Regions from separate parts of the Homo sapiens genome. Here region 1 is linked to region 2. A link is a contact called in ENCODE Hi-C or POLR2A ChIA-PET data. All regions are on one chromosome and are shown on one strand. Each heading gives the region's core, a stretch centred on a gene start or an enhancer-like site at or near the end of the contact. The rest is flanking DNA. Distances are from core to core; before and after follow the strand shown. Region 1 holds the start of LINC00524 (long intergenic non-protein coding RNA 524). Region 2 holds the start of DIO3OS (DIO3 opposite strand upstream RNA).

Region 1 (5,929 bases), core at 373-2,872, 150 kb before region 2:
CCACATGTACCCCTTAAAATTTTACCCTGTAAAATATTATGTATCAATACAAGAGAGCACCAAAGCAATCATCCTACTAGCCACCATATGCCATCCTAGCTTCTCCACAGTAACACGTCATTTACTCCTCAGAGCGGCTCAGCGAGGTAGGGCCTGCTGATGGTCCCTTTCACAGGTGAGAACACAGAGGCCCTGGGAAGCTGAGGGGTTTGCTAGAGATCAGGAAGCCAGGACTCGGGCTTGGGTGCTGGGCTCTGGGCCTGTGTGTCTGACTTCTCCGAGGGGGTGCTGCCTTCTCCTTTCCTCTCTTTCTCCCTAACCCCCCCACACTCAGCCACTAAGTATTTTTAGAATTATTACTATTTAGGTATCATCTATAAAACATGACATTTACCATTTTAACCATGTTTTCATGTATACTCCAGTGGCATCAAGTACATTCACACCATTGTGCAACCATCCCCACCACCCATCTCCAGAGCCCCCATTCAATAGAAACCCCCCCTTCTCCCCTCCCCCAGCTCCTGGCCACCACCATCCTGCTTTCTGTCTATGAATTTGACTGCTCAGGGTGTCTAGAGTGGAGTCCTGCAGAATGAGCCCTTTTGGGTAGAGGTGATTTCATTCAGCACAATGGCCTCAAGGTTCACTGGTACTGTAGCGCGTGTCAGGGTTTCCTTCCAGTTTAAAGTAGAATCCTCTGGTTGTTTGTCCATTACTCCATGGACACCTGGGTGGCTGCCACCTGTGCCCTGGTCTCTAAGAGCTGCTGGCACTCTCGCTCCTCCCTGGTCCCTTTCCTTGCTCACCTGCCCTCCCCTGGCTCGGCTCCTCCTCCCAGGCCTCCAGCCTGCCTTCCCGGCACCCCACGCCTGCTGCCTCGGGAATCTTGCCCAAACTCCAATCTGCTTGGGCCTCTCTTACTGGTAAACCCACAAGGATCCCCACCTTCAGCAAAAAAGAGTTCCAAAGGCTCCATGTAGGAGCCCAGGCCCCTCACTGACTGCCCTGGCCAGCCTCTCCAGTGTTGCCCCAACGGAGCCCTGCCCTATGTACCTACCCTTGTTTTCCTGAAAACCACACTCTTTCCTGCCTGGAGGACACCCTTCTCACCCTGGAGAGATTACCCTTCTAGAAACAAACCAAACACACCCTCTGCAGAGGCTCTGCCAGCCGCCTTCTCCAGGCAAGGCAGGCTGCCTGCCCCCACGCTCACGGCAGCTTCCTGGCATACTTGCTGCCTCGGTTTGTGCAAAAGCAAACCTGCAAGTCGCATACTTAGGGGATGGCCCGGGAAGCCCATAAGGATGTGGGAGAACAAGACAGGGAGGGCAAGAAGGACAATCACAGACTCATCCTGGAGCACATTCAACTGTGGGACACAGGAACTCATCCCTGAGACTGCCTGGAATGTAGCTCGGAACTGTCCCAACAGCTCCTAACCTTCCGAGGTTGATGGTCCCTCCTGGTTAACTCCGTGGCCAGCAAGAGGTCCCAGGAGGCCATCACTGCACACAGCAACCATCCACCATGCCTGCATGCAGGTGGCCTCTGGGTGGAACAGAGGGATGTGGGCAAAAATCTGGGATGACCGCAAGGGCGCCAGGCACACAGTGGGTTTGCGACTGTGGTATCTGCCTCTCCCACGGGAGGCAGACCCCATCACCAATTTCTCTCTGTACCCCCAGCCCATGGCAGGTTGGAGACATCTGAAAAAGGTAGCAAATGAGTCCATGAGTGGCTGTGTGGGAATGAGATGGACTGGGTCTTGGGAGAGAGGAGGCAGGAGTGGATGTTGGAAAGACAGGCTGCTGAGAGGAGAACACAGTGGCAGGGCAGGTGAGCAGCGGCCAGGGGCTCCCTCACACACTTCACCCCAGCCCCTGCGCCAGCCTCATCTGCCTGTCTCCCACCTGACCCTTTTGCCGTTCACCTCCGTCCTCTCTCTGCTGGGTTCTCAAGGCAATCGCACCTTGCCTAGCAACTGTTGCTACCGAAAGCCAACGTCCCTGGTATTCCAACAATAAAGCACAGCGCTCCGACTACAACTCCCAGATATTATTGAAAAGAAAGGCAGGTTTATTTCAAGGCCAGGAGGGGAGAGGATCTGCGTGTTGGAGGCTGGAGCAGCAGCGCATTCGATGGCCGGCCTGACAGCATGGCGAGCAGCTTGTGCTGGTGCGTCCTCCAGAAAAAGAATGCGCGCTCTCCAGGAGGTGATGGTCCCTGTTCATAAACTCCCTGTTGCTCCCTGTTCCCATTCAGCTGGGTCAACATGTGCCTGTAAATTCCTCCCGAAAGGGAAATCATAACAGCATCAGCAGCCCCAGAAATGACAAACAACTCAAGTATGGAAAGCCAGCTGCCAAGTATTCAACAGTACTCATGTTGCACCAGAAACAAAAAAAATCAGATAAGAAAAATAAACCCAGTTGTGTGCATAGTTCCTTAAATATGTATCCCATTTTGTGGTTCCTTCCAGTCTTCGGTGTAATGAATATATCCATTGGTTAGGGGTCACGGAATGGCAGGTCCTACCAGGCTGCCTTGGATTGGCGAACTGTGATGTTCTGCTTTCTCCCTTCTCTGAAGCATGGAGCGGTGCGAGACGTTCAGAACAGACAGCCACTGACATTAATTTTCCTGCTGGCCTCCTTGCTAAATTGTTTTATGACTTGTTTGCTGTGTCTTGGTTGCCCTATTGTGTTGAGTTGATTTGGCAGTGGTTATTTAAAACATGCTTTGTCATCCTCAGGATGAGTGGAGGATCCCGGGGGTCACTTTTGCACAACAAATGGTCATTGAGCTGAAGAACTGTCAGAGTCACCACCTCCACAGTCAAGTGGCAATGGAATCCGAAGACAGGGTCAGCTCGGTACACCACGAGCCGAGATCCACGGGACGGACGGTGTGCAGGCACCAAAGCGTGGACAGGCCATGCTTTGCTTAACAGCATGGGGCTGGCCACGGCACCAGGGCCTCTGCCAGCCTCACGAGGCCCCTCCTGGCGTGGCCATAAAAGCCACAGCTGCAAACGCTGACACGGCAAGAAAAGAATATGGTGAGAAACCAGCTTTTGCCTTTGCTTCTCAGACTCCTCGGAAGATCCGAAGGGCACTTTCCCATCCCCAGGAATGAGAGGCCAGATTCCTCCATGGTCCAGTCAGGAAATGTAATCAAGCATCAACGCGGAGCCAGGATCTGTGCCTCAAACTTGAAACGTGGCCCTATCTTCAAGGGTGCTCACACTCAGATGACTTAAACCAAAAATGACACGGTGTGGCCTGCACTTGCCCATGCCATAGTCAGGAAAGCCTAGTCAAGGACAACGCAAGCCCAGAGGAAGAGGGTCTAAACCCAGCCGAGAACAGCCACCCAGAGCAGAGGCCCTCCCCTGAGAGAAAGCCACCTGCTCTCAGCCATCCCTCTTCTTTCCCTACGAGCTCCAGGAGACAGAAACCATGATGCTTAGGTAGACATCAATCTGTTATGGCAGGCACCAGAATGTTTCTTCTCCTGTGTCCCATCAGGAGTCAAAACTGATCTCAGCCTGGGCAATGTAGCAAGACCTCATCTCTACAAAAGATAAAAAGGTTAGCCGGGTGTGGTGGGGTGCGCCTGTAGTCCCAGCTACTCTGGGGGCTGGGGTGGAAGGATCGCTTGAGCCTGGGAGGTTGAGACTGCAGTGAGCCGAAATCATACCACTGCACTCCAGCCTGAGTGACAGAGCAAGCCCCTGTCTCAAAAAAAAGAAGAAGAAAAGTGATATCTCTGCTACTGAGGACAAACATCATGCACCCTTTCTTCTTAAAGAGGAGCAAATTTCCCACTTCCAAGTCCTGTTAGTGAAAGTCCCGGAGGAGCCCCAGCCTGAGCCATAGCAGGAGAGTCGCAGAGAGATGAAAGGGTCTGTCCCCAGCCCACTGTGGCCTCCAGAGGTAGCATCTTCTGCTCAGCAGCAGAACAAACATTTCCATGGAGCAGCTAAGTTGAAAAGCCCCCAGGAGGCAAGGGTAGGAGTTACAAGAAACCAGAAAGTCTACGGCAAGGTCAGGGTGACTCGGGTGGGGTTTCTCTTGCTTCCCCTTTCAATAGCATTCATGAAGTGGCTGAAAGTCTTCATCTTGTTATTAGCTTTGCTTTCTGGCCTCGTTTATCTCTAATTGTTTTCCTAAGCCTTGAAGAGGAAATTCTGTTTTCTTTCTGGTCCTGCTTACATTTAAATCCACTTAAGTTTCTGTCTGTGGCTTTCTTCTCAAAAGGGCCACCGGCTCCCTGGGGGACAAGCATCCTCCTTATAAAGTTGAAGGGAACTGGGAAGATCTTGAAAGACTTCTCTATTGTTCATGCAGACAAGTTGTGGGAATTTATTTCTGTGGGTCTGTTTCCTCTTTGTTCAGGGGGCCCCATTCTTCTCCAATTATCTGCCTATACCAGAGAGTATTTTCAGAATCTGTGCAGGATGTTTTAGACTGAATAAGGACAAGCATTGAGGGAGGTTGATATTTTGCTAATAATAACAGTGGAAAAAGGTACCATTTCTGAAGCACCTACTGTGTGCTGGAACCTTCTGTGTGCATCACATTTTAACCCTCTCAACTCTCCAGGAATGTATTATGACACCTACTCTATAGATTCAAAAACTGAAGGGCAGAGATGTAAAGAACTTGCCAGAGTTACCAGCAGTGAGAGAACCAGGGGTCAAACCCAAGATTGACCCAAGCTCCTGCTGACCCCACGATTTCACGTGGCGCCCAGTGAAACTGTAAGCAAAGCACCACTCCACAAATGCCTCACTCATCTCCACACCCACCTGACACAGTCATTGGATTTTAGGACACGCATCCTTCTTTCAAAGTTCAGGAATGTTCACAAGCAAGTCAAAATTCATTTTGAAAGCTCCTTTGACTTGACCGAAGACGCCCCAAGATGTCACCAAAAGCCAAGGATGGGAAGCCCTGTTCTATCAAGGTGCTGAAACCCAGTCCTGGGGAGTGTTTGACTTGGGAAGTAGGCTGCCCTCCTTCTGCTCACCGTGGGCAGGGACCAGAGAGAGGGTCTGGGATTCAATACGAGCCTGATGGGGGTTCTGCCATGGGGTGTTGGACGGGGGCGTTCGACAAACCAGTGCAGGCTCAAACCCTGCTCCTCTTGCCCCCAGCCCCAAGAGTCACCGAGAAAACAAACACAGTAAGTCTTTCTTAAACCTCCCACCAAGCAAGGGTGCAAAGGAAGACCATGGGCCTCAGCGTGAATGCCCACGCACCACAGCTCTTGGCATGGGTCCCCCTGCCTGCCACATGTTACCACCACTCGCTTTGAAGAACAGCGTGTTCATCAGCACTCACGAGGCTTAACAGCCACAGTTTAACCTAGTAATGCCCAGCCCCCACAGCAGGCTAGTCATCATGGTCAGTGAGAAACAGCCAGACTTTTCACGCAGATGGGCATTTTCGGGGCCAGTCTCTGCACTCTCCAAGCAGGAGCTGGTTGGAGTCTCTGCAGGCTCAGGCCCAAGACGGGTGGCCTTCCCAGCAGCTTCGCCATATCAGCTGCCACGTGCTATACCGATGTCCTTCGAGGCTCATCCTAGGACTTCATCAAAACCGTTTTTGCAGATGCCAGGACTGTAATATTCACCACTTCCCCCAACCAGCACATGACCTTGATGGAGCTGGAATCAGCCAGATCCAAACAAACTGGGCGCAACGTCTGCTCTCCAGCTGCACTGTGCTTGGGGTGCACTCAGGGGTTTGTTCAGCTCCCCCGCCAAAGAATTGGAGAAGTCGTATTTCACATATAAATATATTTTACTTCTCAGTTCACTAACATCAGCCTCTCATAAACTCACTAAATGAAAAGCTGCAAGAATCACTTTGTTATGGATATGTAAAATGACATATTGCATTGGCTAATTATTTCTCTATGG
Region 2 (6,796 bases), core at 456-2,955:
GGCCCAAGAAACAGCAACAGATCCCCAGAACAGATGACAGCCCTAAAGAAAGGCTGCTTTCCTGAGCATCCCTGGGGCTAGAAAGAGTGTGGATCAGGTGCTTCCTATTGGGCTGGGCCTGCAGAGGGGACAAGAGGGGCCAGTCTTACAGCCACCCAGACCATACTTTCCACACACATGCACATGCGCACACACACTTGCACACACACACACACACTTGCACACATATGCATGCACATGCCACCAGATCTCAGCCAGCACAGAAAGGCTCTCCCAGCCTTAGGTGGCTTATGCATTTTCTGAAACTAACTGTGGGAAAAGGGCTTGGGGAACCATCCCATGTGCCTGCACCAAATGCTGTGTGGGTGGGGCAGGACACAAGCCCTACACTGACACCTCCCAGAAATCAGGGAATCAGAGCTTGAGAGATTGTCCAGTAAAAGTTGGAACCCTCAACACCCCTTGACTCTGCCCAGGAGGAGCAACCTCAGAAGCCCCCCCAAACCTCCTCTCAGAGACCTGCCGAGTAGGAGGCTTCTCTCTCTACTCTCCTCCCCGCAAAAAAGAGGCCAGAAAAGAGGATGATTGGCTAACTCAGAGGTGCCCTGATGGAGGGGAGCAAACAAGGGGACTTCCAAGGAGAATTCCCTAGCCCACCTGAAAGACCCCTACCCAGAGTGGTGAGGGGCAGCTTAGGAGCACTGACGCAAGGGGGAGAGACCAGGCTGGCTTCCCTCTACGTAGTAAGTTCCTGGGGTGTGCGCCCCTGCCCCAGACAGCAGAGAAATCGCCTGACTGGGAGATGGAGAAGAGGGGCCACCTTCTCATGCCACCCCGCCGCCAATCCTCCAGGCACACTCGGGCGCTTGACCTGCTGAAGCCTGTAGCCTCAGGTCCAGTGAGGAGCTCACGGGACAGAGGGCCCTACCAGAGCCACGAAAACCGGAGGGGGGGACCTCCGCCCAAGGCAGGCGTCTCTGCGCGCCCGCTGGGGCCCTGGTCCTGCAGTTGGCTTCTCCCGACACGTTCCTTCGCTGCCGAAAGCGATTCGCCCGCGCTCTACCGAGCCCAGCCAGCTCCTACCTCGGCCCGGGCGGCGAGCGCTGTCTCCGTCCCGAGAAGAAGTTTCGCGGCTGGTCCCGGGGCGGCAGGCGCACGGGACGCTGGCGGCGGCGGCGGCTTCCGACTTGGGCTCAGACCCCGCCGCTCCAGACAAGTCCCCGCGACTGCGACAGTGTCTCGGGCAGTTCAGCTCCCCAGACGGGAGACAGACCCTCGCGACCTGGTTCAGGCCTTGCCCTGGGGGACACTGCAGTCCAAGGCGAAAGGAGACTTGCTCCCGGCCTCTGGGTCCCTAGGTCAAGGCACCTCCCCGCCCCGCCGCCCCTGAGCCCAAGTCGCCAACCCCGCGCCGCGCGCAGCGAGGGATCAGAAGGTCTCGGACGCCGCGGCAGGGCCGGCCAGGGCCCCACGAGTTAGGGAGTTGCCCCGCACCCCTAAACGCTCAGCACCCATTTACGGTTGAAAGTACGCACTTGACGCGTCCGGGCGCCTCCGCGGTGAGTCGCGCCGCCGCTCTCGGGGTCCGCGAAGGTGGCTCAGTTCGGGCGCTCCAGTCTCGACGTTCCCGGGGTAGAGAGCAACGTCCGGGGACGAACGGGACGGGTGCGCCCAGCGGCCGGGGCTGCGCTGGGCGAGGCAAGCGGCGAGAGGGGAGCGCTCCGGCGTTCAGGCAACAGCTACCCCTAGTGGGAGAGCCGCCCGGGGCCGGCGCCGCCCCGCGCCCGCTGCCCCGCGCCCCACGCCCGTGGCGCCCCGCGCCCGGGTCGGCTGGGGGCGCAGGGCCGGCGCCGCTTTCCCCAGCTCTCCGGTCTCCGGCGCCCGGCGGTAACCCGCCCGCGGGCTCTGCCCTCCGCACCTCTCAGCCCGGCCCCGGCGGCCGCTGACCCAGGAACCGCGGCGCCCCGCTGGAACGAGATGGGACGGGGCGGGCGCGGCCAGGGCGGCGCGGGCTGGGGCGGCGCGCGGCAGCCTCGGGCAGCGGCGGGGGGCGCGGAGCGCGGTGTGCGTGGCGGGGCGGTGCGGGGGGCGGCCGTGTGCGAGGCGCGAGTGTGAGCGCGCGCGGGAGGCGGGCGGGCGGGCTCCGGCAGGCGAGCGGCGCCCGCGGGCGAGCCAGGAAGGCGGCGGGAACGCAAAGTTGCCTCCTCGCTGGCCCGCGTCCTCGGTGGGGCGGGAGCCGGGGCCACCGAAGCGGCGGCCGCGGACCCGGCCTCCCGCGGCACCTGGGCAGCGGCCCCGCACGAGCGGCAGCGGCGTGGGCGGCGTTGGCGGCGGCGCGCGGGAAGCGAACCGGAGCTCCGGCGCGGCTCGGCGGCCGCCGGGGAGCTCGGCTCAGGTGCGCGGCGAGGGGGGCGCGGGCCGGAGCCAGGCGGCGGGGACCAGGGCGGCGCGCAGCGCTCGCGCCAGCTGGAGGACCTCCCCAGCGGACGCCCAGGTCCCTGGTCGGGCTCCCGGTCCCCAGCGGCAGCGGCTGCCGGAGTCCCCCGCCCCCGAGAGCTGGCTGCGGGGCCCGGGCCCGCCCCCACCGGCCCCAGGCCCGGCCGCTCCGCCCTCCGCCCGCCTGCGCCCGCCCTCAGCCCAAGATTTCTAGGGCATTGGCCGCGCTGCTGGGTGATCCCTCCGGGCTCAAGTTGCAAGGGGGCGGGCCGGGCCGGAGGTGGAGTCTCCCGCCAATTGAAGCCTCCGCTATAAATTGAACTCCCTGCACTGCTGAAGCCCAGATGCCTCGCCAGGCCACGTCGCGGTTGGTGGTCGGAGAGGGCGAGGGGTCCCAGGGGGCTTCGGGGCCTGCAGCCACCATGCTCCGCTCCCTGCTGCTTCACTCCTTGAGGCTCTGCGCCCAGACCGCCTCGTGCCTCGTGCTCTTCCCGCGCTTCCTCGGCACGGCCTTCATGCTCTGGCTTCTCGATTTCTTGTGTATCCGCAAGCATTTCCTGGGCCGCCGCCGCCGGGGGCAGCCCGAGCCCGAAGTGGAGCTCAACAGTGAAGGCGAGGAGGTGCCTCCCGATGACCCGCCCATCTGCGTGTCCGACGACAACCGCCTGTGCACCCTGGCGTCGCTCAAGGCGGTGTGGCATGGCCAGAAGTTGGATTTCTTCAAGCAGGCGCACGAGGGCGGTCCGGCGCCCAACTCCGAGGTGGTTCTGCCCGACGGCTTCCAGAGCCAGCACATCCTCGACTACGCGCAAGGGAACCGCCCGCTGGTTCTCAATTTCGGCAGCTGCACCTGACCACCGTTCATGGCGCGCATGAGCGCCTTCCAGCGCCTGGTCACTAAGTACCAGCGCGACGTCGACTTCCTCATCATCTACATCGAGGAAGCGCACCCCTCCGACGGCTGGGTCACCACGGACTCTCCCTACATCATCCCACAGCACCGGAGCCTGGAGGACCGGGTCAGCGCAGCGAGGGTACTGCAGCAAGGTGCACCCGGCTGCGCTCTGGTCCTCGACACCATGGCCAACTCCAGCAGCTCGGCCTATGGCGCCTACTTCGAGCGTCTCTATGTCATCCAGAGTGGCACTATTATGTACCAGGGCGGCCGTGGCCCCGACGGCTACCAGGTCTCTGAGCTGCGCACTTGGTTGGAACGCTATGATGAGCAACTGCACGGCGCTCGGCCCCGGAGGGTGTAAACATCCAACGGACAATTGACTGAACTTGGTGGGCTGGGCCTTCGAGCCTTCGAAGCCCACGTGCAAGCGCCTCAAACCAAGTCACGCTTGGCGAGGCCCCAGTGACACTGATGTGCTGAGCCACCATTTCAGACTGAGTCTGCACCCTCAGCCACATGAACAATCTCCCCTACCTCCCTGGGACTCTGCTTCTGTAACTGTCTCATTCACACCTGCCTGGCTCACTGGAAATCCTCTTTTGAGCGCGGGATATGGCTTGCCCTTGTCCGTGTGCCCCCAGGACTTTGCCTCTACAGCATTTTCTTACACCCCCTCCCCAGCGTGCCCTCAGCCAAGTGCTTTGGCCCGGTGCTTCCCGCAGCTGCACAGAGACCTTGGCCACGCCCGCGCGCCCTGAGCGCAGCTGGGTTCCAGGAGACTCTCAGCTCAGCTGAGCTAGTTGCCTGGCACCCACCTGTCGCGCGCGGAGAGGGGGTTCCCTGTTGCTTTTGTGTCTGTTTCCTGTCCCTGGTAGGGGAAGTGATGTCGTGGATGGGGAGGGGTGGGCAGGGTAGTTTCCCCCGCTTGTTTTGGGTGCACAGGAGCCCCACTGCTGATGACGAACTATCTCTAACTGGTCTTGACCACGAGCTAGTTCTGAATTGCAGGGGCCTCAAAGCAGCACCTAAACCTTGAGGGGGAGGGTGCTCTGGGTTTCCGTGAGGTAACCACCTTAAATGGGAGGGAAGTTGGGGTGTCTGCTTTGGGACCAGAGGAAGATAGCTTGAGAGGCATTGGCGAGGTTCGCAGCGCCCCAGGGAGAGAGAAAAAGCTGAGACTCCTGGGGAATGACGTTGGGGTGATGGAGTCCGGGGAAAGAGAGGTGGGGGGAGAGCCTGAGGTCCCCAAGTGAGGGGAGTCCTAGGCAGAGCTGCTGATTGTGGGGCTGGGAGGTGGAGGGCCCCTGATTCGAAGGCCATTTGGTGAGTGTTTTGCTGGAAATATTTCCTGTATATAAACTTCTTTCAATCTACAATAATAAAGGCTTGAGGTAAACTGCTTTCTGGTTGCCTTTGGTCCCTTTATTTTCTTTTCCCTCTGAATAGCGGCAGGAATTAAACACAAATCCCTCCCTCGCGTCCCCATAGTGACCTTGGGAAGCGGGACGGGAAGGAGCCTAGGCTGGCAGGGGCGCTGGAGGAGGATGGAGGAGGAAGAGGGTCTGCGGCGGTGCCCGGGGCGCTCCTACAACCGCACGCACCCACCTGGACGGGGAACTTAGCTGCGGGAGAAGAGCGAGGTAGCGGAGCGCCGCGGGATCCTGGAAAGCGGCGGGAGAGGCAAGGGGGCCCTCTCTTGCTCCCGCGCGCGCACACACAGACCGAACAGATGCAGCTGCCCCTGCAGCCGCCGATCCAACTTAACTGAGTATCCGGCGGTGTGTGGAGGGGGTTGGGTGAGGTGGAGGGCGAGAGGGGCTTTGGACCCGGTACAGCCTGGCTCCCGACCGCTGCAGGCACCACTGCGCACCTGACTCCTCCCTGGCCCCCTTCCGGCACCTGCAACCTTGCCTCTTGCCCACCCGCTCCAGGCAGCTGAGGTCCGCTGGAGGCGCGCCTTGGCAGAGGGGCGCCCTCACTCCAGCTGCGGCTCCTACTGCCGGGCCAGCGTGCTGCTGGGTGCGCCCCCTGCCCAGGACCCCCCTCCTCCTGTCCCTCCTCCGCTTCCCCAAGCTCCAGTCAAACCCCACCACCCGCTCCGTGCTGGGAAGCAGAGGTGGGAGGCCGCTGGGATGAAGAGAGAGAGACCAGGGAGAGGTGAATGGTGGATTCCAGGGCTGGGGCGGGGATTCGGGGCCTTAGGCACAGGTCCCCTCTTGCAGTCACGGCCAGGGGCTCGCTCTCGCGCAATCCCCGCCCTCACTGTCTCGCCTGTTGCGCCCGGAGTGAGGGCGACCCGGGGGACGCGGGATTAGCTTAGCCCGCAGCCCCTGTGCCAGCGAAACCTTGAACATTAAGTGAAAGGTGGGGGACACAGTGAAAGCCGCTGAGGCGGGAGTGTACGGATCCAGGTGAGGGGACTGGGCACGGCAACTTCCCTGGCGCGCCAGGACAATGCCTGGGAACCCAGGATTGTCAGGGTCGCCGGGGGTGGGGGTGAGTAGTGTCGGTTTGCGCGCTTGGATGTGAGCGCGGGTGTACATGGCAGGGTTGGGTAGGGGTGCAGAGGGGCGCGGCAGGCAGGATGGAAGAGACGCCCCCGTTCAGCCAACGGCGTCCCTAATTCTGCGCCCAGCCCCCGCGCTGCTCCTCCGTAAAAACTTTTTGAAACTGACATCCTAAATTTGTGGATTTTTTTTTCCTTTAAAAGTATCTCAATTGAAAAATAACTTTAAAGAAAACTTTGGCACCCACGAAATTTCTGCATCTCCTCCCCACTACCACCAACCCCTACCTACCTCCGCGAACGCTCCTTCTCATCCCGAAACCGCCAGGAAGCAAAGGAGATCGCGGCAGGGACGCGGCCCGGCGCCTGGGAGAGTCCTCCCTGACCTCCCCGCACGCGCGGCTGGCCGGGACTGGAGCTTGGTGGCGCGGAGGGTGGCCTGGGACAGCGTCAGCCTCCCGGCCCAGCAGAGACCGCTCCAGCCGCTCCGCGTCCCTACCGGTGGCTTGGGGGTCCCCTTGGACGCGCCAAGCGACCTCTCCTACCCGGAAAGCCTGCGCCCCCTGGGCTTCCTGGAGCTTCCCAGATCGAAACTCCAAAAAGCGCTTTCGCGCCGCAGCGCCGGGACCTGCAGCGCCAGCCACTCCCCGCACGGGCCGCACTCGCTCTGGTCGCAGCTCCAGGGAAGTCCCACCACCCCCACTTTTTTTATTTCTCTCTTCTTCCTTCCCTTCCTCCCTGCTTCCCCTTCATCTTTCCTTTTCTTTCTCTCTTACTTTCCCCTCCTTCTTTTTCTGTTTCTTCCTTTCCTTTCTTCTTTCTCTCTTTTCCTTGAAAATGTCCCCTATGAAAGCAATGCAAGCTCATTGCCGATACAACAGAACTCCGAGAAGGAACTAAAACCAACCCAACTCTTCCTGCGTGTGGAGCCCCCTCACTCCACACTTGTCTCTCTG

What was found. A loop is a pair of places that touch in the nucleus more often than their neighbours do. ChIA-PET counts read pairs that join two places held with the same protein, here RNA polymerase II (POLR2A). Pooled maps may share reads with other maps.
Region 1: a loop to region 2 is called in a map of right lobe of liver, with 2.4 times the contacts of the local background. The contact joins the promoter of LINC00524 here to the promoter of DIO3OS in region 2. A Hi-C loop is called at or near these places in 1 of 168 maps with a recorded cell type or tissue (right lobe of liver) and 1 of 50 pooled maps. POLR2A ChIA-PET finds 5 or more read pairs at or near these places in 2 of 52 experiments (OCI-LY7 and Panc1).

The regions. Positions count from the first base shown.
Region 1 is chr14:101,406,300-101,412,228 of GRCh38, forward strand. LINC00524 (long intergenic non-protein coding RNA 524) reads right to left here and starts at 1,623. Exons shown (of 2, transcript NR_126006.1): 1 at 1,444-1,623. RefSeq lists enhancers at 1,243-1,964, 1,965-2,688, 2,689-3,410.
Region 2 is chr14:101,558,717-101,565,512 of GRCh38, forward strand. It overlaps DIO3OS (DIO3 opposite strand upstream RNA), which reads right to left and starts at 1,706. Exons shown (of 2, transcript NR_152588.1): 1 at 1,536-1,706. It overlaps DIO3 (iodothyronine deiodinase 3), which reads left to right and starts at 2,779. Exons shown (of 1, transcript NM_001362.4): 1 at 2,779-4,736. The coding sequence starts at 2,781. The coding sequence ends at 3,695. MIR1247 (microRNA 1247) reads right to left here and starts at 1,706; the gene lies at 1,571-1,706.